Regions from separate parts of the Homo sapiens genome. Here region 1 is linked to region 2. The links are chromatin loops, found by intact Hi-C in ENCODE. Cell type or tissue: heart right ventricle. All regions are shown on one strand. Links, peaks and the distances in the headings refer to the core of each region. The heading gives the core; the rest is flanking DNA.

Region 1 (16,169 bases), core at 3,617-11,616, 110 kb after region 2:
CCAGGCATTTTATGCTGAAGTTTGCCAAATGAAAAAACAATTTGAATCAAGCTATTAATAATTCTATTTATAAGGTATGCCCTCAACTTTAACTCAACTGGCCATCCTTAAGATGCAGGTGGGCTCTGTAGCCGTCAAAAGCTGGACCTGCTGTTGTTGGGGGCCAAGATATTCCTGAGGCTGGAGAAAATGAATAAAGGATTTTATGACCTTCCTGTACTGCTGACAAGAAATCATATGCAACCAAAACTTCAAGAACACTCTGTTGATAATTTTGGAAGAGCCAGCAATGCACGACTTTGGCCAAGATATTTTTTTTTCCGTGAAATCTGAAGAGAAGTATTGACCAAGATCTTATTAGCATCGGAGATCAGGCAAATGCCACAAAAAAATTGTTGAACTTGTCTACTTGTCACTATTTTGTGATCCTGGACATTCCCTTGTTGTCACAAATGCTAGGGAAGAATGCATCTAACTCATATAAATGGTAAATTATAGCATTAAGTGGCTGGCTAAGCAAGAGTTCCTTGGGGGCTGTTGCTTAGAGTTCTTATATAAAGTTTCAATAAGTTCATTCTCTTTTTTTAATTATAAGAAAAATATAAGCCACTTACAAATAATTTTATATTTTGCATTTTCTTCTGAAAGGCACATTTTTTACAACTTTATATCAGTTTGGGAGTAAACCCAGAACCTCTGCCCTTGCCTTGGCCTCAAACCACTTTTTGGTTCTAGACATTACCTGGGGGCCACCAATCCAGCAGGAAGCACCTTCTAGCAAAGAATGAATCCCCATCCTCCAGCATGAGCACAAGGACACCAAGCGCACTGTACCCTGCCTGTTGAGGTTCAAGGCACTTTCATGCAGCACCTGCTCTGGGCAGCCTGTCTGGACTTGCCGCTAGTCCAATCATCCCATCTCAGCTGGGCTCAGCCATACTCTTGGCCATACCTGCCACTGTGCTGTCCACACACCAGCATTCACCCACTTACATTTCAAAAGGGAGCATATGCTGGTTCCTTTTTGCATCTTTTTTCTCCAAAGGCCCCTTGGCCCCTGGCTGAGGTAGTTTATCACATAATAAGCCCTACCTGCAGGGTCCAGCAGCCTTTGGGATTCCAGAGCAGAGCCATTACATCCACAAGGGAAAATAATGAGGGGAGGTTTCCCCTACTTCTCCTCCCTGCCTCACTGTACTCCTGCGGACAGGTGAGACAGAAGACCCCCAAACCCCAGCACAAACTGTGCGGGGTACAGATCAGGATTGTCAAAGGGAGGGTGAGACCAGATCTCCAGCACACAGCGCAGGCCCCCATAAAATGCTTCTTGCTGGTAGTTAAGACCATGATGAACAGCCTTATCTCAGAAAACACATAGTGGCTATATGACTGCTTACAGAAATGAAAACATGCAGGCCTTTGGCAAGGTTCACTTCCAAGAAGTGATGGAAATTAGTGAGATAACCGGCAGAGGGCCTCTGATAATGATAAACTTCCAGGTCAGCAAATGGAGGAACAGCTGGGGGCCATATGCAGGGTTGGAAAAGAGTCCTTACCAGAGGTAAAATAGAGAGATCAAACCTTTAAAAGATTTTCCAAAGCACCAAACCCAATAGTGAGGAAGGGAGAATAATTAGGGATAGTTAATATATGAGATGCAAATGAGTTCCCTAGCTTTTAGAGGACGTAGGTAATTAATAATGACACACTGAAGAAGTCAGGAAAAGCTGGACAGACAGGTGGCAATTTTCTGTCACATTGGTAGCAATGGTCAGTTTTACCTGGTGCTCAATATACCCTTGATGGGTGGCAGTGGTTGCACACAGCGTGGCTGGCATGATGTTCATAATTGCTTCTATTTACTAATTGTTAGCCGCATGCCAGGTGCTGTGCTAAGCACATCACATGCACCATCTCATTGAATTCTATAACCCTGTCCAAGAGGACCATTTGATGGGCTGTCATTCTGGGCTGCTTGAGCTCAGTTGACCACAGCAGCAGTCAGTGAACTTGACCCAGAGGACAATGCCTGTATCTTAATGAAACTCTTACCTCACACCTCTACTGCCCATACAGAAGTGCTTGTTCCAGCAAGGCCAGGAAGAAGTCAGATGGTTTGGCTCAGCCTCTCACCCTGCTGGGAAAGCCAGTCTTCCAGGAGGCTGGAAGAGAATGTGGCTTTCGTGATCGACAGCAGGCACTTCTGCGGGTCCCACAACACTGGTCTGGGGTAGGTGCTGTGCCAGAAAACAGGCAACAGCAACAATGGGAAAAAAAGAGCCACTCCAGGTGTAAAGTATAGAAGAAATGAGGTTCAGCAAATAAAAATATTTCTTTAAAAATGGCTTTATAAAAAATGAAATGTGTTTATTATATAAATATTAAAACACTGAAGAAAAGTACCAAATCCAAGTTGAAAAAACATTACCGAGAATCTCATCACTCCAGAAATATCATGAACATTTATCCCTGCAGACACCTCTCTGTGCCTATGTACAAAGAGGAGAAAGAGGGAGGCTGGAGGCATACGATGATGCAGAGACACGGAAAACTACAAGAAAACTTGGATCATATGATATGTAAAAATGATGTTACTTGATATTGACTGAAGAAAAACAAGTGAAGCTAAAAGGAATTGGTGAACTTCCTTGGTATATGCAATATTCATTCCTAAAATTTGTTGCTAAAATTAAGAAAAGAGATAATGAAGGCATTAAGAGGTCAGAGCCACTGTCTTCTTCAACTGTGTGCCTCACCTTCAGCTGGAATCTTGGCCATGGAAAATGGGAAACAGCATGCATGTACTTTCTCCCTCCCCTCTTAGAACTCCCGGCTTTGTCGTACCCTTCTATGTTGTCTATAGCATTTATATTCTCTTTTGTGACCATGAATGCTGTAGCTATTTAGTTCCTATTGAAATGGAGCCACAGATTTCACCTCTGTTCTTTATTCCATGTTCCCTACATTCACAAATTCTTCACTTCAGTTTTTCTGGCTGTCTGGATGCTGTCACCTAGTGGCTTGTTAACCAGAGGCTCCTGGGGCTGCATGCCTCCATGCTCGCATGTTTGACAGTGTCTCTCTGCTGTCTGCAATCTTGAAAGACAACCTGGTGAGGTCTAACAGTCTTGGTTTCCAACTTGGTCTATCTCAGAACTTAGTAGACCTTGCTGATCGTCCCCGGCTTTGGCTTTGCTAGGAATTTGGAGGCTGGGCTGAGTTGTTCCCCACTGAAGGTGAATTCTGGATGCCCTCAGAAATTTTCTTTTTAGTCTTGAGGTTAAGCAGTTCACCAGGATATGTATTGGTGTTGTTCTGCATCATTTTTGTCCCCTGGAAAATGGCATGTCCTTTTGATCTGGAGAAAAATGACTTGTTATTTTGGGAAATGTTTCAACTAGTAAAACCTTGAATGTTTTCATGTTCTATTTGCTTTGTTCTCTTCCTCAGGAATACCAATTATGTGTGTATGTTGGTTCTCCTTTGCCTTCAGTATCTATTATCTGCTTTAAAATAATTTCATTTTGTGTGGATTTCTCATTCCTACCTGCCACATCCTTACCTGTGTTTTCAGTGTGTGTGTATGTGTGTGCATGTATGTGGTATTTGCATGAGTGTGGTGTATACATATGAGTGTGTGTTTATTGTTGTTCCTTTGCTGATGTTTCCACCTCAGTGCTTGTGTTAGTCTGTGTCTTGCTATAAAGGAATATCTGAAGCTTGGTAATTTATTTTTTAAAAAAGAGGTTTAATTGGGTCTGTAGGATGTACAGGAAGCATGGTGCTGGCATCTGCTCCTAGTGAGGCCTCAGGAAGCTTCCAACTATGGTAGAAGGCAAAGGGAGAGTAGGCGGTATCAGATGGTGAGAGAGGGAGCAAGAGAGAGGTGGGGAGGTGCCAGGTTCTTTAAACACCAGCTCTCTTGGCCGGGCATGGTGGCTTACGCCTGTAATCCCAGCACTTTGGGAGGCCGAGGAGGGCGGATCACGAGGTCAGGAGATCGAGACCATCCTGGCTAACACAGTGAAACCCTGTCTCTACTAAAAATACAAAAAATTAGCCAGGCGTAGTGACGGGCGCCTATAGTCCCAGCTACCGGGAGGCTGAGGCAGGAGAATGGCGTGAACCTGGGAGGCGGAGCTTGCAGTGAGCTGAGATGGCACCACTGCACTCCTGCCTGGGCAACAGAGCGAGACTCAGTCTCAAAAAAAAAACAAAACGAAACAACAACAACAAAAAAAACCCCACCAGCTCTCATGTGAACTCAGTGCAAGAACTCACTCATCAGTAAGAGATGGTGCTCAGCCATTCATAAGGCATCCACCCACATGACCCAACACCTTCCACCAGGCCCCACCTCCAACAGTGGGAACCACATTTCAACATGAGATTTGCAGGGGACAAACATCCAAACCATAGCATACAGTTCCTTTTCTTTTTCCATGTGTCTCCTGAGCTCCACCAGTTCTCTTTTCGTCTCCTTTGAGTGTGTTCTTACATTGCTTTCTTGAATTCTGGTGACTATTCCTGTGATGAGGCATACTGTCTGTTTTCTTTAAGACTCTGATGAACTACTTGTGTCCTGAGGTTGTCCTCTTTTTCATGTGTATTTTTTTTTTTTGAAACAGAGTCTTGCTCTGTTGCCAGGCTGGAGTGCAGTGGCATGATCTTGGCTCACTGCAACCTCTGCCTCCCAGGTTCAAGCGATCCTCCTGCCTCAGCCCCCTGAGTAGCTGAGACCACAGGTGTGCACCAACACGCCCGGCTAATTTTTTTTTGTTATTGTATATTTAGTAGAGATGGGGTTTCACCATATTGTTCAGGCTGGTCTTGAACTTCTGACCTCATGATCCACCCTCGTCAGCCTCCCAAAGTGCTGGGATTACAGGTGTGAGCCACTGCACCCAGTCATCATGTGTATTCTTTATGTGATTTTCTTTCTGTTCCTCTCCTCCTTCAAAAAGTATTAATTTTTAGTTTTGCAGTTTATATGCACAGCACCTGTGGTGTTCTATTCAGCACTCTACTCAATGTTGAATACAGTCTGCCACCAGCAAAAGAATAATGTGGAAGAAGGGATAATAATTTGAATAGCTAATGCTTACATCGTGCTTACCATGTGCCAGACACTACACTGGATGCATAAACTCATTTAATACCCCAGCAACTCTTATGAAGTAGATTCCATTATTCTGTCCACTTTGCTGATGAGGAAGCTGAGGCATGGAGTGTTATGTAGGTTGCATGAGGGCACAAAGTTGGGAAGCAGCAGAGCTGGGGTTGCAATGCAGAGAACCCAGCCCCACAGTCTGTGTATTCAAGCCCTCTGAGAGAACATCTCCCATCTCTGCTCAGTGGTCACAAGGGCTGGTGGCTCCCAGGAGAGTCACCTGTCCTGTGTGCTGCTGTACAGTGGTCACGACTCTCCTCCCTCCCTACCAGGTCACTTTCAGCGCCTTCTGAACTGGGTCCAAGGTCACAGACAGTGGGCATGGTGTGGCAGCCTAGCTGCTTCTTCAGCCCCCTCCCCTGCTGGTCTGTGATGCTGGGGTTTGGTCTCTTTTATCTCTGTCCCTGCTCAAGGCCCAGGCAGACTCCTACATTTTGTCACTTTAACCAAAGAGTAGTTAGAGACTTTTCCAGGGCTGTGACTCTTACTTTAGGAGAAATCTGCACCTCTTGGTTCTCGGCATGCTCCCATGTCTCAGTTTACAGGACTTGGTAGTCAGGCTTTTTGTTTGTGCTTTAGGATTATAGCCACTTCCCTATTTAATAGATTTTTTTTCCTTACCATTTTTACCCTTCTTTTCCTTATTGTTTTGTGATTTTTGAAGAAGGGTAGTTGAGCTGAAGCTTTACTTCACTATCTTTTGCCAGAAATGCTCTGCGCTTGGTTTCTGCCGGGCTCACCTCCTCCCTGTGGTCTTACATACTTCATCTGTCCATTCATTCCATAAGTAACTACTGAGCGCCTGCTGGGCATCAGACACTGGTATAGGCATTGGGTACTGCAGAGAGCAAGACAGACCTGGTCCCTGCTGTGTTGGAGCAGAGATGCCAGTCGGGGGAGACAGGCAGGCCTGCAAACAAAAGACATTGTCCAGAGCAAAAATGGTGGTGAGAAAAATAAGACATGGTGATGTGACCAGGTGACTGCTCTCAACTTGGTGGTCGAGAAGAGCTTCTTGGAGGAAAAGTCATGTCAGCTTAGACCCAGTTAACAAAAAGGCACCAGACTTGGGAAGAGGGTTTCAAGCAGAGGAAGCAACCCACACAGGGCTGCAAGGCTGGAACAGGCTCGGCAATGGTCACATTCAAGGGAAAGACGAGAGCCCATTGTGGCCAGGGTGTGTGAGCAAGGGGAGCAGTGTGCAAGGCCTATTGGAGAGGCCTGCAGGGGTTCGAGGAGGGTGGGTATTAGGATTGGGTTCTGAGTGGGATGGGAGTCTACTGGAGAGTTTGAAGCAGAGGGTGACATGGCCTGATGCATATTTTAAAAAGTCTCTTTGGCTCCTGAGGGGAATGCAGGTTGGAGTAGCACAAGGTGGGCACAGGCCTCCCCCTCAGGAAGGAGCTGAGGTTGGCTCGGATGGGTGGTGACCTTGGAGATGGTGAGGGACAGATGATGGAGTGAATGGGCTCCAGCAGTGGGTGGCTAGGGGGTGCGCTGCACTTCCTGCAGCTCCTAGAGCAGGCTCTGAAGCCCCTCCAGTCGCCCTGCCCTCCATGGGTGCTGTCTCCGCGATGTTAGGCACCAATGCCTGTGTGCTGCACACATTGCTCCTGGCCAGCAGCTTATATACTTGATGGAAAAGGAATTCCTGGCCTGGGATCCTCCCCAGCATCCTCTACTCAGACTCCTTCTCCACATCCCCCCATCAGTACAGGCACAGCCCTCAGGTTGTCTGGTGTTGCAGCTGAGGTCTGCATTTTGGATATTTGATGAACAGGGATGAAACAGAAAGTTAGTAGATTCCAAAAGACTTAATTTTACCACTTATTTCGAGTTCCAGTCAAAAAAGCTTGCGGGAGGGAGAAAGGAATAAAAGATTAAAATAAGTACTAGGGATTGTTAGCGTCTCAGTATGCACACCACACGTGTCTTCATCTGCTATGGCTGAGCAGGGGTTGTTCTTCCTGGGAAATTTAGACATGAACAGTATCCAAAAGCCCTCAGGGCTTCTCTTTCACCTCTTCATGATAATGTCCAGGCCTGTGTTTTAAAATAGACCTTGTAGAGGCCACTGAGTCCTTGTCTTCTGAGCTGTGGATCGCCTGCACTTGGCACTTTTGTGGAGCAAAAGGAAGACCTAGTGCTTTGGGACGCTCATCCCAGTGATTTGGCATCATGAGGCAATTGCCTCTTCCTGTGTAAGAACTCAAGCGGGTCAAGTGTAAGTTTTTCAAAGAAATATTTCTTCTTTCTGATATTTTAAAGACAATTTAATACACAATAAATTGTTTCTTGTTTTATTTAGCATAAGGATTGAGAAGGCCACATTTATAGGACACACACTATGTACCAAGCACTATCCCAGACCCTGTACATTATTTTCTCCTTTAAGCCTTGTCTCATTTTACAGATGAGAAAACTGAGCCTCAGCTAAGGTAGCCAAGCGGAGTTACACAATTCATGTATAATCAAGCAAGGTCTAAGTCAGGGTCTGTGTGGTCCTGGGGCCTCTCTGTTGCCCACACTCCCTGGGCAGCAGCAGAGGCTGGGGAGTGTTGCCACTGTGAGTGGGATGGTAGCCCTCCTTTCTATAATCCAGTGAATCGAAAGCATTGCTAGAATGTGGATGATTTTAAAGCTAAATAGCTATTAATTTCCCAACATTAGCTTTGAGAGATCGAGTTGTTTACCCAAAGTCACCAAGCTAGAGGAACCCTAAATCTTGGAATATTAAAACCAATACTTAGAATGTTACCAGTAGAGGGTGTCCAGGTTCTTGGCGTTTTGAACAAGGAATTGGACAAAATACACAAAGCAAGGAAATAATGAGCCAAGAAAAGCAGAAATTTACCGAAAAACGAAAGCGTACTCCACAGGGTGGGAGCCGGTGAGCATAGGGCCTCAAGAGCTCTGTTATAGAATTTTCTGGGGTTTAAATACCCTCTAGAGGTTTCCCATTGGTTACTTGATGTACACCCTATGTAAATGAAGGAGTGACCCCCAATCAGAGGCTGAAGTTACAAACTTAGACTCCTATGCTTTGGTTGCTTTCTGCAATCAATCAGAGATACTTTCAATTTTCCATCTAACGCACAGAAAATGTGGGGGTTTTACAAAGGGAGTAGCCTCCAGTCCTTCTGTTGCTTAGGTGTGGAGAGTTGGGGTTTTCTTTCTGATTTAGTTCTAGGAGGTCAGCGTGAATCGGCCTTAGGTTCCTTGTCTCCAGACTCTTTTCTGCCTCAATAACACCTTAAGTATGTGGCTCGAATGGCTCTATGACAATTTAGGGAGAGTGATCTGTACTTTTTGAGATCTTTGAAGAAAAAATTATTTTAAAATTAAATAATTTTACAGTGTTAGTACAATGTTGTAGTAACACTGTCTGGACATGGGAAAGAAGAAATTTTTTTTAATGTTCCCCATCCTGGGCCTCACTGCCATAACAAGTAATGTGCTTTTGTTTTTCTGTCTCCTTTTAATAACTTTTCATACTTTTGCACATGCTTTATATAATTGTAGTCCAAGTGAAGACACAGTGGTATTTCCTCATGACTTCATTTATTTCACTATATTATTTTTCAGTGCTGTTACTTTTTCTTTATGATACCCATCGTATTGATAAACTAGGGTGTTCTTAGCCTTCAGTTGATTTCTGAGTTTTTTCCTCTTCTCTTTGTCTCTGCTCACCACCCTCCATGTCCTGTGATTCCACATTACCCCTGGTTATGTTAAGGGTGGTGATCTGAAATTGACCAGATGAAATTGGCCTGGAGCATAAGAGAGCAATTTGGGGTGGGGGTTGCCCTTCTCACTTTAAAAGCATGAAACATACTCTCCTTTGTGCCACTGTTAGTTTTGGCTGAGCAGTAAGCTGTAACTCCTTGGCACGCCTTTTACAGCTGCTAACATTTGACGATCTGCTGCTCCCTGTGTTAACTGGCATCCCTGTTAATGGAAAAAGCAGTGTACTCTGGTTGCCTAGACTACACCTTCACAGTGTGCTTTATGTATTAGGTCTGAGCTGGCAGCACTTAAAAATAAATCAGCCGGGTCAAGGCAAACATTAATCCTTGCTTCCAGAGCTTGTCTTTATTTTTTTAAGTTAATGAGCTAGAGCAGAAGCAATAGAATGCTTTTATTTTAGAGCCCCGGGTCAATTTATGGGTTAAAGGGGGCTATTTTCTGACCAAGTGGGTGGTCAAAGTATTGAAGCCCCACACATGATGGAGAGTCACAGTTTCTATCCAGCTGGTCTTAGGTTGGCTGATGGACCCAAGGTCTTTTGCTGATTCCCTCCTCCCTGCAGTGGATTCTAAGGTCACTAGTGGGTATCATTGAAAGAGTTTGACTTCTGCTCTCAGGAAATTGACGAAGACCTATTTCTAAAGCACTGTGCTGGGGATCCAGGAAGATATAAAAGGTATGGGGCTGGTGTCTGCCTTATGAGCTTGATACCTAGTTGGGAGACAGGGAAATTTTGAAAGGTAACACATCAAGGGAACGCGAGTTCAGTAGGGCTGACTGAAGGTTCCTGTGGAGGGAGAGGCATAGGGAGTTTGGTGTAATATATAGGTTGATATAGGCTTTTAAGTTTGGGTTCATTCACTCATTCAACAAGAATTTATTGTGCTGGGAATGCAGTAATGAGCAGGTGCCTGCTTTCCTAAAATTTACACTCTAACTAGGAGAAGGCAGATGGTAAATGCAATAATTTCCGGGAGTAGGATGAAGCTAAAAGAAAATCTGGAGAGAGTTCTTCAGGCCTAGGGAATTGCAAGTGCTGAGCCAGTGCACAGTGCAGAGCCAGCAGGAGCCAATGAAAAGGGATTAGAGCCAAGGCCCTTTCGTTCTCATACTCCTGCTCCCACCTCTCCTCACAAGGGGGGCCTTTCCTTTCCACCCACTTGCTTCCCCCTGCCTGTTGGTATTCATGTCTTGACTTTGTATTTTATGTTCATTTGTTTATTTATTTATGTTTTGCTGTCCCCCACTAGAATGTAAACTGTGAGATCTGGGATTTGTTTTGTTTATTGCTCTAACTTTAGTGCCTAAAACAGTGCCTGGCACACTTATTAAGTGCTTATTAAGTAAGCACTTAATAAGCACATGAATGGGTGAAGGAAAGGCCCATGTGGTTGGGCGCAGGGAGAAGGGAGGGTAGCACAAGATTCAGGAAGTGAATGGATGCAAAGGAGGGCATGTTTGGGGGGACTGTGCGAGGCCTCTGCAGGGACAGTGGGAGGACCAGATGCACAAGGGCAGACGGTCTCATCTAGAAAGCAAACCTAAGAGCCTTCAGTGGAAGTCAGAACATTCGTCCTCCAGTTTACATTCTAGTTGGGGACAGCAATAAGTAAATAAATAAATAACATTGATCCTCCCTTTCTTCGCTTTTTCTCTCCACATTTGTTAGCACTTACTATGTTCCAAGCCCTGTTGGCACCAGAGATACAAAAGAGGAATTAGGCACAGTGTGATATTTGACTCTGGGGAGAATAACAGTCCATCCTAAAGATTTGAAAAGAAAGAATCAAATTATACAAAGAAAGAACTGAATTATTTGAACACAAACTTGTATGTGCGTTCCTAGCTTTTCCTGTTGCTTACAGCATTAATATTGACATCTGGTAATTTGCTTACAGATGATAGTTCTGGGAATTCATGTCTGAATCGCTAATGCAGATTGATGTGTATATATTTGTAGAAGTGACACAATCAAATAATTATTGTAAAGGATTAATATAGTAATTAATAAATAAGATCAATGTAAACATGCAGAAGTTGATTCACATGTATTTAATGAAAAAGCTACATAAGGATAATAGAAAGACTGTGTTTGTGCTTAGCATGGGAAGAATGTACAGTTGACCCTTGAACAGCATGGATTTGAATTTCATGAGCCCACTTATATTCAGATTTTTTTCAGTAAAAGTTAAACCGACTGTGCCTGCCTCTTCTTCCACCTCTTCCACCTCTTCTGCCTCTACCACCCTTGAGACAGCAAGATCAATCCCTCCTCTTCCTCCTCCTCAGCCTATTCAACACGAAGACAAAGAGAATGAAGACCTTTGTGATGATCCACTTCCACTTAATGAATAACAAATATATTTTCTCTTCCTTATCATTTCCATAATGACATTTTCTTTTATCTGGTTTATAGTAAATAATACATATAACATATACAATATGTGTTAATTGACTGTTTATGTTATCTTTAAGGCTTCTGGTCAACTGTAGGCTATTAAGTTTTTGGGAAGCCAAAAGTTATGTGTGGATTTTCAATTGTGTGGGGAGTCAGTGCCCCTAATCTCCACATTGTCAGAGGGTCAGCCATATTTGTGTGTGTGTCAGCATGTGACTGGACTTGGCAAGAAGAGAGGGTATCACATTTTCTCATTTCTTTCCTCTCAGGAATAATTCCGGCTAATGGGAAGATGACTGTGACTATTAAGTTTACACCCTTTCAGTATGGGACTGCACAAATAAAAATGCAGTTATGGATTTCGCAGTTCAACTCTCAACCATACGAATGTGTCTTCACCGGAACATGCTATCCCAACATGGCCTTACCGTATGGCGTCTTTGCAGTGTTTTTGTTTATTTTTAACCCTTTTTTGAAAATCCAAGTCTTCCTTTCTTCCATTCTGTCTTTCTTGTAAAAGAATGTCATCAAAAACTTATTTAAAATGATGAGCCAACATAAGATATACTGTAAAACATAACAGAAATATAGAATATATCTATGCTAGTAGCAAGAGTTGCTTCTGACAAGAAGGGAAGAAACAAGAAAAAGGGATTTTTGAAGGACATGTTTTTTCACTGATCACTACTGGTGCACTGTTGGAATTTTTTTACCATATGCATGTCTTATTGCCTAGTCGAAAATTTAAACAATAGGGCCAGAACAACATAACTGTTTTTAAGGTTTCCATATAGCATTTTAATTAATTGAGTCCCTGCTGTTTGCAGTGCCCATTGCAAAGCTCAGTGGGAAATGGCCCACAACCTCAAGAGACCAAAATAAGTCATATAACAAGTGATTTCACATGAGGCAGTGACAGAAATGTCTGAAAAACAGAAATGTTTGAAAAACACGGGAGGTTTTCAAAGCACCATCAGACTTCAAGTCAGAGTAAAGATGTGAAATGGGATTAAGTTGTGCTTCATAACAAATCCTTTCTGAACTTCCATTTCCATTTGAATATGAGCTTGTACTTTTACATGTCAGTACCTCTGGTTAACATCATGATTTTTTTCTTATACCCAAGATTTTTATATAAACGTTAAAAGTTGCTGGGTATGGTGACTCGCGCCTATAATCCCAGCACTTTGGGAGGCTGAGACGGGTGGATCACCTGAGGTCAGGCTTTCAAGACCAGCCTGGCCAACAGGGTGAAACCCTGTCTCTACTAAAAATACAAAAATTACCTTGACGTGGCATCCTGTCTGTAATCCCAGCTACTTGGGAGGCTGAAGCAGAATCGCTTGAACCTGGGAGGCAGAGGTTGCAGTGAGCCGAGATCACGCCACGGCACTCCAGCCTGGGTGCCAGAGCGAGACATCATCTCAAACAAACAAACAAACAAAAAAGTTGTCACAGTATAAATACCAATCTTAGAAGATTCTGACAATTATTTTGAAAATGATAGGGAAATATCTTGGTTTTCCTCTTCTTTGCGCATGGATACACATCACATATTCACATCATTAAGCATATTACAAGTGGAGTAGCAACCTTATATCAAAATATGAACTCACTCCATGATATCTTAGATATTTATATCATGATTTTTCTTCCTAAAAATTCAAAGCAGCCTAAGTCAACTGTAGGATATTAGTGTGGCCTGCTGAACCCAAATCCTGCAAATAACCATCATTGAAATCACTCGGGCAACAAACAAGTAGAACTGAACACAAATTTTAAAACTGCTGATTTTTCTGGTGGCAAATAAGCAGGTGAGCAAAATGGTGTTTGCCACTTCACATCAGGTGCTACAATACTCAAATGACTTTCTTAAAGACATAACATGAGTGCGATTTTTATTTGTATATCCTTCCATGGCTGTGCTTTTACATGCACGACAGCATTGTATGACAGAAGCACCATACAAATGCAGGTGTACGCTATTTCTAAATTATTATGTTAGTATCTTATCTGGTATACTCTTGACATTGTCAAGGACTATGTCTTAAGATCTGCATGTCTCTCCAAAACTGCAAATAATATTATAACATATAAATTCTATCATGAAGGGAAAAAAACTAGCTGTAGTTTCTGAACAGGAAAAAATACTGGCTGTAGTGCTCTCTGAAATTTTCATAGATTGCTTTCTTCATTTCATTATAGGGTGTGTGATAGACTTACTCATGTCTAAATTTGGCCCTGCCAAATTCCACATGTAACTGATTTATCATTTTCTTAGACCTCTTCATTTCCGTCATCGACGTTGAGGATATTGTTTAGGAGGCTGCTTTTTAATGCCCCCAGGTTTAGTTGCTCCCCAATATTTAACAGCAGAGGTGGTGTCAAGGCTCCACTGAGACAGGGATGCTGAACCTCAGTTCGCTACCTGGCTAAACACCTCACCCTTCACATCAGAGCATGTCGGTGGGTGGGAGTCTCACCAAGGGACACGTTCTCCCATGCCCTGGGTTGTAAGGATGCTCTTACATGAGAGACATTAAATTTGAGGTTGCTAACATAAGTTCCATACAATGCAACCAGGCCTGTTCAGTGGGTGGTCAGCAAATACATATTAACTGTCAGAGTGAGTGAATGTTCACCTATTTTTATCTTATTTTTGTACTGTCATGGAAAACAAATGTTTATCCTATAAAACAATTGTCCACACATCGTTGCTTAAAGAAATGCTTCCCCTAAGCTATTATGCCAAATTGGTACTGAACAAATAAATTTTAAAATGGTTATTTTCAAAATCGTAACTTTGCCTTGTGTTGCAGAAAAATATAACTATTTAGATAAAAATAATTTCTAAAAAAAGAAAAAAGAAATGCTTCAAAGGTAGCATTTCTGAATAGAACACAGTTCTACTGCATCTCATAACAGATAACCTGAATAGCTTCTGCGGGCTATTAGCTGCACTACCTCTAACTACCATGTCCAAAGTCAGTTTCTAATTACAGAAAAGATCCCAAACATTAGTCTGAGTCTCTTTTTGAAACATCTTGCTACAAACAATTGGCATAATCATTCTTTTACTAGGAAGATAAATCAAGGTAAGATTTTTTTAAATGTAATAAATCTAGCTATTGAAAACCAACAGGCTAGAAATTGATTATGCTAGACCTTGAGAGCATTTTTCAGCATGTCATGTTTTCAGTCAGTATGTTCTTTAAGAATGTAAAGCAATGTAATCCCAGCACTTTGGGAGGCAGAGGCTGGTGGATCACAAGGTCAAGAGATCGAGACCATCCTGGCCAACATGGTGAAACCCCGTCTCTACTAAAAATACAAAAATTAGCTGGGTGTAGTGGTGCACGCATGTAGTCCCAGGTATGCGGGAGGCTGAGGCAGGAGAATCACTTGAACCCGGGAGGCAGAGGTTGCAGTGAGTCATGATCATGCCACTGCATTCCAGCCTGGTGACAGAGTGAGACTCCATCTCAAAAAAAAAGAATGTAAGGCAAAAAAAAACCGTTGGTGGGCAATTTTGATATCGCTGATTATACTCTAATGCACTGACATCACATTTATTTTAGTAGACCACTGTTGGGGCACACATTTATTTTCAGTTTAGGTATAATAAGGGACTTCAAGTTGTGGTGTTATCAGAAGGAACATAAAACATTAGGAACCTTGAGTTAATGGCTTATTTACTAATTTAACACTTGTTTTAACCTATAGATTAGAAGAGTTTGAAAGGTTGAATACCCTTTCTAAGAAAGTAAACGTTCCTCCAGAAAAAGCAATGATGCATATAAATTTTCACCGACCGCCAGCGAAGCCGAAGCCTCAGAAGGTGAAGGTACGGTGGGCCTTGTCCTTGGTGCGATGAAAGGGTGACAGAGGGGCAGACTAACTGATTTCCCTATTGATTTGGTCTCTTAGGAAATTGAGTACCAGAACCTCAGATTTCCAGTAGATTTATCGAATCCATTTGCTGTGGCAACTGTTTTAAACCAAGAACCAGGAAAATTGAAGATTAAAGAATTAAGAGAAGGTAACCAGTTGATTGGCCATAAAGCAGCCCCTGAGCAGAATATGAAAGAGTCATTGCTGGTCACACTGATTACCTATGAACAACAAAATTCAGTTAGATTGCTGTTATGCCTCGCCATTAGAAATGTGTTTTTCTCTCCGCACATGATTTTAATCTGATTACTGGTATAAACATTGTCTGCTCCTGCCTTCAGTTTTGGACCAGGGCACTGAAATTTCAAAAACGAGACAGATGAAGGAGGCACTCTTTGAACAGAAAGTCAGACAGGACATTCACGAAGAGATGGAAAATCATCTTAAGTGGTAAATATTGAGCAATTGTTTGTATCAAGTGTCAGTACAGTTATTTTTAGGTGATGATCTTTTATAAATGAGAGACAGTAAAATGTAATAACCTTTTAGGTACTTTGGAGAATTTAATGATTGTTTCACTGCCAGTGGTCCTTCAGTAGGAAGTTTCTATTAGGAATAAATATATGTGACCAAACCACACTGTTTGCTAAGTGTGACCAGTGGCAGGACCAGAGTGAATTGTGGGAGATGCTCCCTGCTGCTGCTGGCACCCCCTCACCCCCGGACAGATCTGGGTGCCTTGGGCACCCCCAATCTCACCCCCATCATCCTCCACCTCACCAGGAGCCCCTGTGCCTTGGGCTGTGTGCCCCAGAGGCCTTCTGGGTAGCCCAGTGGGGTGAGGCTCTGGGGGGCTCCTAATGGAGGTTTTAAAACTGAGATGTGAGAATTCTTGTGCTTCTGTGCCCAAATTAGAAACTTTTTCACAATTTTTTTTTTACCAGATCAGACCAAGCATATGCA
Region 2 (16,169 bases), core at 4,273-12,272:
TTGAGGCTCCCCAGCAGTGAGCAACTTGGATCCCGGGGCTGACTGGCACCCAGCTAAAAGACATTTCCCCAGGTCCCTTGCAGTTAGATGTTGCCATGTGACTGAGTTCTAGCCGAGGGAATGTGGGCAGAGTGGGATCCTTCCCAGGCCCGCCCCTTATGAACCTCTGCTGTGTGGTCCTCCGAGTTCTTTCCTCTCCGCCAGTCAGCCTGGAAACTATGTGATGCCACGGTTGTGAGGTGTGGGGTGCTGGGGTCACCGTGTAGAGGAGAGCTGCCTGCTAATCAGGAATACCTGTTTCCTGTTCTGGACGTTTTTTGTTTGTTTGTTTGTTTGTTTGTTTGTTTGTGACAGAGTCTCACTCTGTCGCCCAGGCTGGGGTGCAGTGGCACGAGCTCAGCTAACTGCAACCTCAGCCTCCCAGGTTCAAGTGATTCTCGTGCCTCGGCCTCCTGAGTAGCTGGGATTACAGGTGTGCACCACCACGCCTAGCTAATTTTTGTACTTTTAGAAGAGATGGGGTTTCACCATGTTGGCCAGGCTGGTCTCGAACTCCCGACCTCAGGAGATCCGCCCACCTCGGCCTCCCAAAGTACTGGGATTACAGGTGTGAGCCACCGCACCCAGCCTGTTTTGGACTTTCTGTGGACAAATTTGCATGAAGGCTTTGAGATGTGGGGCATTGTCTGTTACAGCAGCTAGCATTACCAAGCCAGGAATTGGAGGAGCGGGTTTCAAGCCTGTCTACCTCATTTCCCCCAGTTCCCATAGTGTAGGGTGTTGAGTGAGGCTTCGAGGGAGCAGCATGTTCCCCAAATATGTGTGTGTGTGCACACATGTGCGTATGTACAGCAGAATTATGGTGAGAAGAATCTCCACTCCCTTCCCACAGTCTCTGAACCGTGGTCATCTTTGCCTTGCCTGACTTTGAAAGGCTGGTGGGTTTTAGTGTTAAATCACCTATTCTTGTTCAGGCTTCATCTGGCAGCTTTGCTGTCCTGCATGGACCAGGAAAGAGGGGCAGCTGCACAGCTTTTCTCAGTCCCTGTTATTATTACTCTTTACTGGATCAAGGGAAAAGTCCTGTGATCTGCAGGGGGTTTATGATGAATAAATGAGCCCGTATGTACATATAAAAATGTCCAGTGCATGGTCGACTTCTAATCAATGTGAGTCAACTAGGAAAATTCTTAAATCCGCAGCTGTCTTCTGGTAAGACAACCCCTCGCCCCAGGAGGCCAGGGGCTCCCAGGGAGCCAATTTCTCAGCAGGGCCTGACAGTGGAAGGAAGTATTTTGGAAGGCCAGGCCATTAGGGAGCCTGCCACTACCAGGAGGGGTTCCAGACATGGGGACTGGAACAAGGCCCCTGGTTGCTAAGGGGGCAGAAACATGGAAGGAAGGAAGAGAGCTCCTAGCTGAAGGGCCTGGGGAAGACAGAAGCAGGCCCAGCCTCCCTTATCGCCTTCCCCAGTGCACTGCCTCCTGCCCCCTTGCTTGACACCCTCAGAATTTGAGTCCACCCCACATTCCCAAGCAAGGCTTCTAATCCTTTGCAGTGATCTCCCCCATCATTGTACCCATACTTGTCCTCAGAGAAGGTTCCTTGGCCTCCTGCCTCTAAGCTGAGGCCCCACCCAGAGGGACACCCCTCAGCCTGTCCGCCAGGCCCCATGGGCCGAGTGGTTACCATTTCTGCTGGTGAGCATCCGGAGGAATCTCGGGCATTCCACCTCCACCATCCGGCCCGGCACAGAAGAGGGCCAGCAGCTTATGTTGTCCCACATCCCCTCACAACCTGCCAAGAAAAGCAGCATCAGACAAGGATGGGGGATGGACCGAGGGCTGCCCTACCATCCTGTCCACATCACCGACACCCTTGCCTGCCTGGAATTCCCACTAGACTACTTTCAAAGCTCTCATTAGGTGCTGACTCCTCAGGATCAGGAACCTATCCTGTCTAATGCACCCTTGGACTCTGCCATGTACACGGTAGTGCTCAGTGTTGAAGATAGAAGGAAGTAAGAAAGGGAGGGAGGAAGGGAAGAAGGAAAGAAGGAAGGCGCCCTCTCCTATAAGCTTTGCAAGTAAAGGTCTGGATTTCTCTGGAGCAGATGGCACATCTGTTGGCCAATCAGTTTGCATTAAACAACTAAGCAGCAATGGGTCTCCCTTCTAGCTTCATGGTACGACTACCTGGGGAGCTTTAGAAATAGACCTAGCCGGCGTGGCACACAGGGATCCTGCATGAATTGGTTTGGGTGGGCCCAGGCATCATGTCCTTTGAAAGCCTTACAGGTAATTCTAACGTTTGACTGCAGGGTTGAGAACTCTTGTCCCATGATTCTCAAACTTCAGCTTGCATCAGAGTCACCCAGAGGGATTATTAAAACACAGATTGCTCAGTAAGTCTGGGGTGGGGCCTGAGTATCTGCATTTCTAACAAGTTCCCAAGTGATGCTGATGCTGTTTGTCCTGGGACCACACTCAGAGCCACTGCCCTGGCCTATGGACACAGCTCCACAAGTGTCACCACTGTATTTGCTGCAAGAATATTATTGAGGATGTTGCTTTCTACATCACTTGAGTTCCCTTGATGAGGCCCCTCTGGAAGGAGAACCAGGTCTCAATGCAGTGAGAAGCTGAACTTATTGTGAACGACTAGTATACATAGACACTACATTTGAAGCTGGTTTCCTCTTTGATTTGGCTGCTAGGAAGCTCAGAGCCAGATGCGTGGCCCACTTCTGAAAACTGAAAGATTTTAAGATGAATAAAAAAAATTACTAGGTGTTTTCAATGCAAAACTAGGCATTGTCTAAGCACAGCCTTCTGGATTATCTGATTCAATGGGGTGTCAGGTCTTTTATTGTCTTCGAGCTACACTGCAACTCTGTAAGTTCTAGATGATTGGTAGCAATGCAAATGATTCTCGTCCATAGGCACAATAATTATTGTCCAGTTGAAATACAATTAATTTCACTTCCCTCCCTGTGTATTCAGTCAGCTTTGCATCTATTTGTAAATTCATGTTATCATTCTGCCTTATAGGTATGGTACTGTATTAGTCTGTTTTCATGCTGCTGATAAAGACATACCTGAGACTGGGTAATTATGAAGGAAAGAGGTTTAACGGACTCACAGTTTCACATAGCTGAGAGGTCTCACAATCATGGTGGAAGACGAAGAAAGAGCAAAGGGACTTCTTACATGGCGGTGGGCAGGAGGACACATGCAGGGAAACTCCCGTTTATGAAACCACCAGATCTCATGAGACTTATTCACTATCACGAGAACAGCATGGGAGAAACCTGCCCCCACAATTCTATTACCTTCCACCAGGTCCCTCCCATGACACATGGGAATTCTGAGAGCTACAATTCAAGATGAGATTTGAGTGGGGACATAGCCAAACCATATCAGTTACTTTGAATGCTATGAACCAGTGATAAGATCTTACTGAGTCCCTCACAAATTAAACAAGCTGTTCGGCAGGTATTCATTTTATATTTGTGTGTGAGCTGTGACTGTACTGTCTTTTAAGACATCATTTCACATAACAACTCACCAATTCTCCCAAAGTTGATCCAAGGGCAGCCACACAGGGAAACTGCTTCCTGCAACAGACTTCTGGAACCCGTGCCCTCTGAGAGGTCATCGCTGGGGTCAGGCTTGGAAGGGGCTAGAAATGAGCTGAGGGACACCCATGAGGCGAGCCGCAGTCAGCGCTCCTCCCGTTTGGGGAACATGGTGCAGGGCAGAGCCCAAAAAGAAAGAGCCAGGACTCAAGTCGGCCGACCCGGCCTCCAGGCCTCCCCCACCTTGCCAGCTGCCCTGCTCACTTGCTTATCTCTTGTGGGAGGACCGGCACCTCCCTCCTGAGGCTATCCAGAGGAAGAGCTCAAAGCCCAACTGAAAAGCCTGCCCAGAGCAGGCACTGGGACTGGCAACCCCTTTCCCGCTGGCCTCCCCAGGCCTGTTCCTTTTTCATCTGGATTCAGGAGGTTGGACTAGGCTGGGTCCCCTGAATGGCAATTCTTAGCTCTGGGGACTGGGCGATGGATGCGGTGTGCAGACATTGCGGGAGTACCCAGATGGCAAATGCTCAGCTTTTTTAAGGAGCAAGAACCTGTTTTTAGGCATCAATCTGACCAGACCCAAAGCATCCATAGTGTCCTTGACCCCTTCATCCCCTCTAAGTGAAATCTCCCTGGTGACCTGTCCCATTGCAGAAGTGTGACCCTCCAGCCTACATCAGAATGAGCTGGGTGCCTGTCAGAGATATGCAGATCTCTAGGCCCCAGATCCTCCTTGTGAGACCAGACCCAGGAATCTGCATTTTAAGAATTCCCCAAAAATGCCGCTGAAGTGGTTCCAGGGCTTGCTTTGAGAATTTCCACTCTGAGTCTCCCTGCTCCTCACAGCTGAGGGTTCCTCATTTCTAGGCTTAGCCCTACCCCTGGCTCCCAGGAGCAATTCACAGAGAGTGAGACAGGCAGTCACAGACCCACCAGTGGGGGTCACTACCAGCTGTGTCTTCACCTTGGTACCTGGGTACAGATGCCTCCCCCACCACCAGGCAGAGAGCCCAGGAGAGCACGCCCCTGTGCCTACGATGGGCCAGGCATAGCACAAGTGCTCAGCAAACACAGCAGATGAACAAATGAAGGGACGCCAGCTGGAACCACTGCCTCCCACACCAGTCCCGCCAGGCATCCCTCATAAACGGGCTTTCACCTTGACACCCAGTTGACTTCTACATTCTGCATCCAGGGCCTGCCAGCTCTGGTGCTGTGCTGATGGGGAGGAGCCCTGTGCGTCCCACACTTGAGCTCCTGTAATCCCATGGCGGTGCCCCCAGTTCCCGATGTGCCTGGCTCTACCCCCACTTTATAAACGCAGCAATCAAGCAGAGCCAGAAGTGGCTTCCCAGGCCACACAGCCAGGACATGGAGGGGATGAAAGCTGTCTCCACCCAGCCCTCCACCCACCTGACCAGTCTCCAGGTGACACCGGCCCCAGCTGCCAAGTGCCCTCCTTGTTCAAGCCAGGCTCTGGGAACTGGAGAGGGACAGAAGGGGTAGGGAACGGTAGGGTGGGCCGGGCCAGGGCCTGGGTTAGGGGGGATGCTGGCCTAGAGCGGGGCAGGTGTGGCCTGTTTCTCCCTGAAGAGAGGCCCAGCCCCTAGCAGGAGAGGGGAAGTGGGAGGGCCCAGAGAGGAACCCAGTCCTGAAATCAGGACGCCTGTGGGGGCTTTGGAGGCGGGGCAGTCCCAGGAGCCACAAGGGCAGGCTGCAACCATGAGCAAGGGTGTCGTAGAATTGTAGAGGGACACAGAAGGCAGTGTGTGGGCGGAGCTTTCACAGGACAGTGGAAGCATCTATGAGGCCAAGGGGCAGGGGTCTGTGTCCTTGGAGGCATATGGGAGATGAGGAACTCCTTGGATGTTCCAGAAGCTTCACCTGCAAGAGGAGGAGCCGGAGCTTCTCTCTGCTGTGCACTCCCCAGGGACGGCTCCGCCACTATCCCGAGGCTGCCCGTCTACATTCCAGCTGTGGACGCTGCTGGCTGGGCCTGAGCAGGGTCTCGGGAACTCAGCAGGCCTGCCGGGTAACCCTGGGCCTACCCAGATGCCTGTGGGATGGGGACTTGGTCCTGAGGACCCTTTACGGACAGCCCACTCTGTGTCTCCGTGCTGACCTAGCCTGGCACCTGGAGTCTCAGGAGGCCAAGGGTGACCCAGAGCCCTCTTTCCCTGTGCGGCCGTCTCAGGGTTGCAGCAGGATGCCTCGTTTCAAGTTGCAGCTCCCCTGCCAGCTCGGGTCAGCCTCTCTTGCATTGGAAGCAGCTGGGGCATTTCCAGAGCATGGAAAAAGGCAGGAGCCTTTTGCCTCACTTGTGGAAAAACAGATTCAGTGCTGGCTGGACTGGCCAGGTCAGCCAGGGTACCAGCCGCAGGCTCCAGGCCATGAGGCTGGACAATGCCTGGCTGGTTGGCCAGACAGATGTGGACGGTGCCAGCACGTCTGAGAGGCTTCCTAACTTGGGTCACGTCAGGCAGGGCCCCCAGGGATGCCTGGGGACAGGCCATGCCAGGCCTGTGCTGGATGCACATCAGACATCCTGGAGCTGAGGTTGACAGCAGCTCAAGGGTGAGTAGGGTCACTGCCCCACGGCGGAGATGAGGAAGCTGAGGTTCCAAGAGGGGGAAGTGAGAAGTGTGGGTGACAGAGCTGGTGATAATGGAGCTGGGATCCCACTCAGCCTTCCCATCTCCCCAGCCTGGGACAGGCTGCCTCCTCCAGGCTGGCCTTGGTGGCAGCAGACCTGGCTGCTAGCCCCCCACAGTGTTGATCGTTTCCTGAACACGAGTGACACTGCCTTGTTCTCTCCCAGCCCTGGCTCCAGCGTCTGGGCACAGAAGGCACAGAACAGACCCAGGGTTTCCCAGCGTGCGATGAGCTCACCACTCACTGGTGGCCTGTGCTTTTGGCTGGTACATGGTTGAACATTTTTTCATAGTTGCACTTTTTTAAAGAAAATGTGTATTAGAAACATTATAAAACTAGCATATCACATCTGTGATTTTATAGCTACTATTGTTTAGGATGAGGCTAAGTTTTTTAAAAGTCCATTGATTGAAAGGAAAACATATGAAGGAAATCATAGCACAGGAGGTGCGTGGCTCTAGCCAGGCTGGAGGGAATGTGGCTTGGGGGAGCTGGACAGTCCCTGTGGCCTCCTCAGTGCTTGTGGAGGCTGCCTTGCACGGTCCCCAGGCTTTGAATGCAGCATCTCAGACTCCACTCCGGGACTCCCCAGTCCCCCAAGCCAAGCAGGAATGGGAGGCAGGGGAGAGCGCTCCCAGCTTAGCTTCGGATACCTGTCCTGGCTCTGGCCTTCCCAGGGAGCCCTGGCAGGGAAGGGACACAGCCCAGGACTAGGGTCATCCTGGGCAGTTTTAGTTCCAGAGCAGCACAGCTCACTGCCTGACTTGGGGGTAAGCGGCATTCATTGAGATAGGGGATGGGGGAGCTTTGTCAATAGGGCCACACTTACTGAGCCACGAGGGAGGGGTCACCGCCCCAGGAGAGCCAGGGCTAGAAGGAATATACATTAGCTGTGTGGGCAGGCAGATCCAAAGCATGTGAAGAGCAGGGCTTCCCACGCCTCTGTCGTCTCTGATGGCCACCTCCGCCACCAATTGTCTGGCTGGAGGGGATGGGATGGAAGGCTGGGAAGTTTAAGTGGGGAAACAAGAGAAGACAATGCCACCACCTGGGGAGGAGGGGTTGCCTGCCCCAGTGCCCGTGGCCCAGGAGGACAGCATGGGATACCAGGTTGAGGGAGGTGGTATGGTGGAGATAGAATGGGCTTTGGACCCAAGCCTACTTTGGGTATGACACTTAACCTCTGTGAGCCTCAGTTTCCTCATCTATAAAATGGGCACAGTAATATTTCCCAGGATTTTTGAGAGAATTAAATGATATGTGGGTGCGGTGGAATACTTTCTGATCCATCAATCTCTTCTTTTTTCTTCTCCTGTTTTTTTTGTTTGTTTGTTTGTTTTTTGCCTTTTCTCTCTCCTTCCTCCTCAGATTGAAGTCACAGAGAAAGGCAGGAAAACTTCCTGGCTTAGGTTTCCAAAGGCCTCTGGGGGATGAAGAGGTATGCTGGGATAATCAAAGCACTTGGGAGAAAACAGAAAAAGAGCAAGAATTCCCAGAGACTGGGGAGAGATGGAGGGGAAGTGATGAGCTGGGACATGGAGGGTTCCAGAAGAGGTGCAAATACCCTGCTGCCCAGCCAGCCCTGAGGAGGTGGGATGGCCCAGAGGAGAAACAGCTGTGGGGGCAGGTCTAGATGGGCAGACCACACACAGCCTTGCCGAGCCCATGCCTCCCGGCAAAGCACAGGAGGGGCCAGTGGCCCAGGATAGACAGGGCTCTGCCAGTCACCACCTGTGACTAACACCATCATCAGCTGCAGGCGAGATCCCCCTGAACGTGGTGGTGCTACGTGAATCTCTAGCCACCTGGGAAAATTGCAGGGGAAGATCCAGAAATGTCTGCCATCCCAGGAGAATGCAATCAGAATTAAAGTCAGAAAACGGAGAAAGTTCTATTTTTGCCCAAAGGGGTTTATAGATAAAGATTCCTGGTCTTTATATTTGTGGAGCCCCTGGCCCTGGGCCAGGTCTGAAGCAGACCCAGCAATGTCAGCTTCCTCTGTCCTGCCCACAGGGATAGAGAGGTGGCCCCAGAGGCAGGTCTGGGTGGGTTGGGGGAGGACTGAGAGAGGGGAAAGGGCCATCTCAGAGGGCAGGACAGTGCCTGGGAGTTTGCCCTGCATTCACCTGGCATGGAGCCTCTATCCTCCAGTCCTCTATTTATAAATAAGCTCAGATGGCCTGATAAAAACCTGGGACTATTTCTGGAGCAATGTGTCAGGCTGCAGTGGCAGGGGGCCAGGAACAGCCCGGCCCCCGGGGCCATGCTGAACTGGGCCACTCACACCCCTCCATGTCCCTGGTGCTCACTTCATCGGCTGATGGGGTCACCAGGGAAGCCACAGCTCCTCTTTGTCTTGGCCTTGTGTCTGTCCTCTCCTACCTTCTGCTTCTGCCGGTGTTTGCTCTTTCCTCTGCCCGCGGACCGCCACATCCATCTCTCAGGCACTTCCACTGCTCACCCCCACTCATCCCTTTCTCCTCCCCAGAACCCACAGTGGCTTAGGACGAGCTCCTGCACAGCGGCCTGTTTCCCAATTGCATCGTGTATCTCTTTGCCTCTCTTGGCTCAGCCATGGCCCCAGCCCCAGGCCATCCAAGGGGCAGCCTGGTGAGGTTTCTTCAACTTTGCTAATGACTTGACCTACAGTCTTAAGTCAAGAAGGTGTCGCTCTCCTTTGTGATGGCTGGACGCACAGGAGCTGTGGTCAGGATGGGGCTAGAGGAGCTGAAATCCCAGGGCAACAAGGGTATTTAAAAACACATCGCAGGAGAAACAGCTAAAGAGTCTTGGAACCAGGAATCATAAGCTGTTTGATGGGATGAACTATCTTGGGAGTGATGAGGTCCCCATCACTGAAAGTATTCAAGCAGAGAGAGTCATGGAATTAGGAGACGGAAGAGCATCAGACACTGAATGAAGTCTGCACTACATGAGATGAAGAACCCTTCCAGCCCTGAGGCCGAGCAGCCACTTCTCTGGAGCAGGCTGGCCCATCTATGTCCAGGAGGCCAGCCCCAGGCTAGCTTCTGAGCACGGGGAGCTAAGTCCTTCGCCTTCCAGAGACTGCACAAAGTGTGTGCCACCTCCACAGAACCCTCCTCATCCACCCGAGAACTCTTCCTCACCTGACCTAAAGCTCTTCATTTCATACCACCTTTCAAGCGAATTAAGGATTAATTGCCAGCAGCAATCTCTGTCTTTGTTTGTTTTCTCTAATGGAAAACCTTTCTCTCGGGAGGGTAAGGTTATCAGTCATTCACAGCTCAGTTGTGCTGTGTTTGATTAGACTGGACGGCAAAGCTGAGTCCTGTTTCGGCTCTGTGCGATCCTGGGCCCCTTGGAGCCTGTTTTCTCATCTATGAAATGGGAGTAATAATAGTGCTTATTGCACAGTTGTTTTAAGAACTAAAAATTTAAATTGCCTAGAATGTTATACAAACATAAGCTGCCATATTTTGGAAAAATGAGCCAAGATCAGTGGTGCCAAGGGAAGAATGGGCAGAGGTGAGCTGTGGGCAGCCGTGGAGGATGGTCCACGGTGTGGCTGCCAGAGGGCATCGGGGGCCAGGCAACTCCAGAAAGGAGCTAGGAATGTTAGAGAAAACTGCACTAACAGCCAGCATGCGTGAAGAACTGATTCATACTACACCGTGGATGAACCTCAAGAACATTATTCTCGGCAAAAGCAGACAGACACAAAAGGTCACATAGCAAATGCTTCCGTTGATATGAAATGTCCAGCACTGGCAAATCCACAGAGACAGAAAGTAGATTAGTAATAGCCAGCGGCTGCAGACAGGGAAGGAGGGGAGTGATGACTTAATGGGTACAGGGATTTTATTTTGGGGTAATGAAGATATTTTGGAATGAGACAGAGCTGGTGGCTGCATAGAGCACTATGAAAGTGCTAATTGCCATTGAATTATTCACTTCAAAACAGTTAATTTAACGCTATGTGAATTTCACCTCAATAAAAAAGGTACAAAATAAAAAGCCTGTTTTCCTGGACCCATGCTCTGTGGAGTGGGCAACCAGCAGGTAGAGACAAGAAGGAAAATGGGATGTCATGACCCCACTTGAAGGCAAGGTCACTAAGGCTCAGAGAGGACCAGTGTCTTGCTCAAGGTCACAGAGCACCTGTGTGACACAGCAGGACACATGCCCAGGTCTGTCTGACTGTCAAGCCCACACCTTTCCTGTCACCACACTGTCCTTCTGGAACATTCTTCCCCTGGGGAGAGCCATGGCCCTTCCACCTGCCAGCTCTGAGGGGGTATTGGCCTCTGTAAACAAAGTAATAAATAGCCCTGTGGGGCAGGCCGTGCAGCTATTAGGGTGACCCTGAAACGTTCCCAGAAAATGCCAGTAAGACCTTGGCCACCTAACCCGGAATGGCTGAAGAGTTAATTTTTTATTTGTGATAAGTGTGGCGGGCTCGGTGACAGCTCCTTGAGTGGTGTTTCCTGTGACTGGTCTGGCGTTCAAACATTAACCTCTACCCCAGGGAGCTTAACCATTAACCCTGCACCCTCAACGGAGAGCCCCAGCAGCCCCTCCCCCCACACAGGTGTCAGGATAGAGTCTCGGTGCTGGGAGAGGCCCCCTGGACACCAGATCTAGGCCTTGGCCATTTCTCCTCTTAGTCTTTTAGGGGATTTTTCCTCAGACATCACACCCGCTCCACACTCCCAGATGGAGCCCTTGGCCCTGGCTTCTGACCCCCTCAGTGGGGCAGATCTGAAGACTTTTCCAGCAGGCAGAGTCCTTGGGCCTCTTTGGAGCTTTAAAACCATGTTTTCAAAGTAACAGATCCCCTTTCCTAAATGCACACTGCAGAAGGTCACTATGCAAAACAGATCCCAGTGACAGCTGTTTGTGATGGGTGGGGGGCCAGCTGAGCCACCCTTTCACCCACCTGCACGCTGGCCCTCCTTGGTTCAGCCGCCAGGGCCTGGCCAGACACCACAGCTCTTGCAAAGCCAGGGGAGCCCTTTTCTTAAGCAGAGTAAGGTCCGGAAGAGAGGGGTATGGTCAGGGCTTGCCCAGGTCCCCCCAGTGAGTGTGAGGCAGAAGTCAGGCAGGAATCCCCAGTGAGCTTTCTCAGCCCTGGATGCACGGTCAGGACCTGGCGGAAAGCGCTGGTTCACTGCATGGGGAGCCTTAGGGAAGAAAGATGACCGATTCTGCTCAGATCGGTCAACCTGGAATTGAGACATGGACGTGGGTGCAACTTCCCGGAGTAATGTGAATGTGCACTTGGCATTGGTAAGGTGACTGGGCAACAGGTTCGCAGAAGAGGCGCCACCCACAGGCAGGGCTGAGGGCCTAAGTGAACACCAGCCATTCATGGCAGAGGTCAGCTTGGCTGCACCGAAGGGCTGGGACAGAGAGGCCATGAGAGGAGCTTCTGCCTTCTTCAGGTAGTCATTCACTTATTCTCCACAACAGCGTCATGAAGTTGATCAGATTATTTTCCCCACTTTAAAATGGGCACATTGAGGAGTGGGGAGAATCCTCTAGCCCAAGAGCCCCATAAAGGAAGAGTGGCACCGACTCCGGCTGACTCTATTTGCTTTCTGCCTGGCATTCAGCCCTGCTCATTTCGTCAGATCCAGCAGTGAGTGGCCTCACAGCAGACCCTCTGCCGCCACGGGGAGAGTCTTTTCCTCGAACCGTGAGAGCCCAACAGGAATGCTGGGTGCCCAGAGGGGAGCAGGAACCCCATCTGGCGTGGTCACTAGTCAGAGCCTGAGTGGGGCAGGCAGAGCCGGCTCACCACTCCATAGGGGAAGGCCAGGGAAGACAGGGACTCACCTCTCTCCCCCAAGGTTAGACCCTGGAAAGCATCCCTCCACCGGTGACCAGGACCACGTTGCTCGCCTCAGCTAATTTGTGACAAGTTGGGCAGCTGGTGGCATTTGTGTCCTCTGCGGGGGCCTCACCTGCCTCCAAGGCTCCACCTCATCTCCCACTCTCTCCTTGGGGCCAGCTGTCTTTTGTTTTATCCTTTCTCCCTGCTCTCAGTCATGTATCTGCCCTCATTCACTCAGTAAGTCAGTCAACAAACACACACTGAATACTCGGTCTGGCAAGCCCTGTGTCAAGCACTGAGGAAGAAAGAAGGCGACACTGTAGCTGCCTCAGGCTGGGGCAGGGACAGTCCAGGAAACACACCTTTACAGTGCAGTGCAGAGGTGCGAGACGAGAGAGAAACAGTATCCTGCAGGAGTCGGGGTAACTCGCTTGACCAGGGGAGCTATGGGCATTCAGACATCATTCCTAGAGGAGTCTGAAAAGGTGGGTAGCTTCAGAGGGAAGAAGATGGAGAATGGTGTTGTAGCAGAGCAGTCTGCATGTGCAAAGGTTGGAGGCAGGAAAGAAATGGACAGGCAGGAAATTGCAAGCAATTTGGTTGACAGTTGAGCTGATTGGCAGTGTTTGGGGTGGAGATGTGGACAGGGGCCAAGTCAGGAGCTGGGCCTCATCCTGGAACCACTGGAGAACAGTGGGACATTTTAAACACATGTTATGTTAAAATAATCATCCCTTACTTCTCCGTGTAAACGAAAGTTCACCATCAGCCCCACCAGAGACTCCGCATTCTAGGCCCTATCTCACAGGGCTGCTGTCATTGGAATTTCAGGCATTGTCCTTGGGGACAGGAGGTGGGGGACACCCACAATTTGGCTGCACCTCTGGCTGGCCTTGTTGGTGCCTTGCTTCCTGCTGTCCCAGACGCAGTTTCCGGGGGTAGCAGGAAATCAGAAGGCTCTCTTTGGTGCCCCCATGAATGCCATAAGACCATGGTCTAGCTCCCCAAGTGCAGTCGGAGCCAGAGGGAAAGTGCAGTCAGGTAGAGGGAAAGCAAAGGCTCAAACTGTGGGAGAGATGTCTGTTCTGTCCCTGTCCCTTGCGCAGTGGCCGAGTGCATGGGCTAAAGCACATTTGCAGCATCCATGCTGCTGCCTCCGCTGCTCACAAACCCTCATGTTCCTCTGCTTCCAGCTGCTCCTGACAAATGAGGGCCGGGAGTGCTCCAGGCTGGCTCCTGGGTTCTCTTCCCTTCCCGCTCCTGCACTCTCCTGGTGCAACCTCAGCCTCACCTGCCGCCTATGCGGAGGTTTATCCCCAGCCTTCATCCCCACTCTGAAGTCTCACCTCTACACGTCTAAAACTACATGTGTGATTTTTTATCTCCTCTCCTCCAAAATGCTGATCTTCCTTTATTCCTTCCTCCAATTGCTCAAGTCAAACACCTGGGGGCCATCCTGGATTCTCCATCTCTCACCTCATTCCCAGTCCAGCTCATCACCATGTGTGGTCAGTGTCCCCACCCACACAGCTCTGCCACGGGGGTGTACCTCTCCAGCCCTTGCAGTGGAACCTGCTTGTAACTCCTTAGCCTTAACCTTTTCTGGGCACACCAATCTCACTTTCACCCACTGGCCCAGTATCCCTTTGTCTGGGGGCTTTCTCTAGCTACTGATTGTCCCTAAGCACAGCAGGCTGGAAGTGCAAGGGAATGAAAACTGCTCGCTCTGAAGCAGCCCCATCTCTGACTGACAGGGCACTGGTGGATGCATCCTCCAGCTCCTGTGCGACTTGGAGGCGTGTGTTCCACAAGTGCCCACAGTGATGATGCAACATTTGCCAGCTTTCTTCTCTTCCCTGTCTCGGTTCCCAGTCCTACAGATCTGGCCTGGAATCACCTGCTTCTGGGGAATCCAAACAATGACATCGTATCCAGTCCCAATGATCATATCTCTTGCCTAGACCACCAGGCTCACAGCGAGTCTCTCTGAACTACTCATGTCCTTTTCCAGTTCACCTCCCACACTGTGGCAGAGGTGATCTTTTCATAATGCAGACGGTAACACTCCTGGCCTCCTAAGACTCTCCAAGGCTTTTGCTTCTCTTAGGATAGGATGAAAATCCCCCAAGGGATGATGAGCCCCTGTGGTCTCATCCTGCAGCAGGATCCCTCATGTCTGTGCCCAGCAACCACCAGTCAGGCTCCGGCCTTGGCTCAAACGTCATTTCCTCAAGAAAGCCCTCGTGGAGGCCCAGGCCAGGTGAAGCCTCCTGATTAGACACTCAGGCAGACCCACATACTGTTCTTATCTCATCATTTTACATGTTTCTTTCTTTCTTTCATTATTATTAATATTATTTTTTTTGACAGAGTTTCACTCTTGTTGCCCAGGCTGGAGTGCAATGGTGCGATCTTGGCTCACTGCAACCTCAGCCTCCTGGGTTCAAGCGATCCTCCTGCCTCAGCCTCCTGAGTAGCTGGGATTACAGGCGCCCACAACCACACCCGGCTAATTTTGTATTTTTAGTAGAGACAGGGTTTCACCTTGTTGGCCAGGCTGGTCTCAAACTCCTGACCTCAGGTGATCCACCTGCCTCGGCCCTCCAAAGTGCTGGGATTACAGGTGTAAGCCGCTGTGCCCGGCAATCAATTTCTAATCACTTGATCCATGTCTCCCTCACCAGGCTGAGTCATGGGGACAATGGCAAAGGCTGCCCACTGCCATCCTTCTCTTCTTTCTTACTAGGAGGACCTGGTTTTGCTCCAGGTGGCTACATGCACAGCTATAAACTCAACCTGCAACATCCATTGCAGCTGGGGTGGCCATGCAGTCCTATTCCAGCTGATGAAGTATACACAGAAGTCACTGGAGACACTGGAGAGTGTCAGGAAAGTCTGGCTTCCCAGTATATCTCATCCTTCCTTCTAGTGAGTTTCTTCTACTTCCTGCCAGAAATGCAGGTATTCTTCTCTCCTCCCTGAAGGTACAGCAGCCATTATATGACCATGAGGACAGAAGCCACACATTCAGGCAAAAGAGAGGAATCTGGAATATGGCAACATCTTGGAACTTTGCTCCAGCTCTTTTTGTAATATGCAACAAATAAATTCCTGTCTGGTGAAACCAGTGTATCAGGCTCCTGCCACACACTGCAAAACGCATTCCTAAGTGATGAGAGCACAGCCGACAACGCTTGTTTCTCACCACTCACCTGACACCACCAAGTGCTAAATAAGCATTCTTTGAATGAATGCTTTTCATTTCACACCAACTCCATAAAATAGATGTCAAAACTGAGGCCTTGTTCAAGATCAGTCTGTCTAATTTAAAAGCCTGGGTTCTGTTTATTTTTCTTTCCCGCTGTCTTTCTTTTCAAATGGAAGAAAAATCATATAACATAACACTAACCATTAACCATTTAAAGTGTACAATTTAGTGGTTTAGTACCTTCATAATAAAATATTGTGGAAACATCACCTCTATCTAGTTCTAACACATTTTTACCAATTCCAAAAGGAAACCTGTACCCCTCAAGCAATCACTTCCCATTGTTCCTTCCTTCAGCCTTGGCAAGCACTAATCTAATTTGTCTCTACAGGTTTGGCTCATCTGCACATTTTATATCAGTGAAATCATACAGTGTGTTCCTTTATTTTACTTTTTTAATATTTATTTATTTATTTATTTATTTATTTATTTATTTATTTATTTATTTTGAGACAGAGTCTCACTCTGTCACCCAGGCTGGAGTGCAATGACATGATCTCTGCAGCCTCTACCTCCCGTGCTCAAGCGATTCTCCTGCCTCAGCTTCCTGAGTAGCTGGAATTACAGGTGCCCACCACCATGCTGGCTAATTTTTGTATTTTTAATAGAGATGGGGTTTCACCATGTTGGCCAGGCTGGTCTTGAACTCCCGACCTCAAATAATCTGTGCACCTTGGCCTCCCAAAGTGCTGGGATTACAGGCGTGAGCCACTGCACCCAGCCACAATGTGTGTCCTTTTGTATCTGGCTTGTTTCACTTAGCATTATGTTTCAAGGTTTGTCCATGCTGTAGAACATATCATCACTTCTTTCTTTTAAAGGCTGAATAATATCCCATTGGATGGATAAACCACATT

Evidence for each region. Hi-C counts contacts between places; a loop is a spot of excess contacts. Peaks named below come from ENCODE experiments on the same cell type or tissue, not always from the same donor. Only the 100,000 strongest peaks of a DNase experiment are listed, where the experiment ranks them.
Region 1: a loop joins it to region 2, with 3 times the contacts of the local background. A loop is called at or near these places in 5 of 110 quality-filtered maps.

Annotation. Positions count from the first base shown.
Region 1 is chr2:119,589,634-119,605,802 of GRCh38, forward strand. CFAP221 (cilia and flagella associated protein 221) reads left to right here. Exons shown (of 24, transcript NM_001271049.2): 8 at 11,585-11,744; 9 at 15,039-15,159; 10 at 15,243-15,354; 11 at 15,548-15,656. Among named protein-coding and RNA genes, the nearest start is that of CFAP221, 53 kb to the left of the region's middle. In heart right ventricle, for the core only: no CTCF peak of the experiment used is centred there; no DNase peak of the experiment used is centred there; H3K27ac peaks cover 4,225 bases.
Region 2 is chr2:119,477,122-119,493,290 of GRCh38, forward strand. It overlaps SCTR (secretin receptor), which reads right to left. Exons shown (of 13, transcript NM_002980.3): 3 at 1,690-1,797. SCTR-AS1 (SCTR antisense RNA 1) reads left to right here. Exons shown (of 2, transcript NR_147847.1): 2 at 8,718-10,225. Among named protein-coding and RNA genes, the nearest start is that of SCTR-AS1, 8.8 kb to the left of the region's middle. RefSeq lists enhancers at 3,818-4,329, 9,936-14,343, 11,522-12,441. In heart right ventricle, for the core only: no CTCF peak of the experiment used is centred there; DNase peaks (open chromatin) are centred at 6,060, 6,330, 8,460, 10,640 and 1 weaker place; H3K27ac peaks cover 8,000 bases; H3K27me3 peaks cover 315 bases.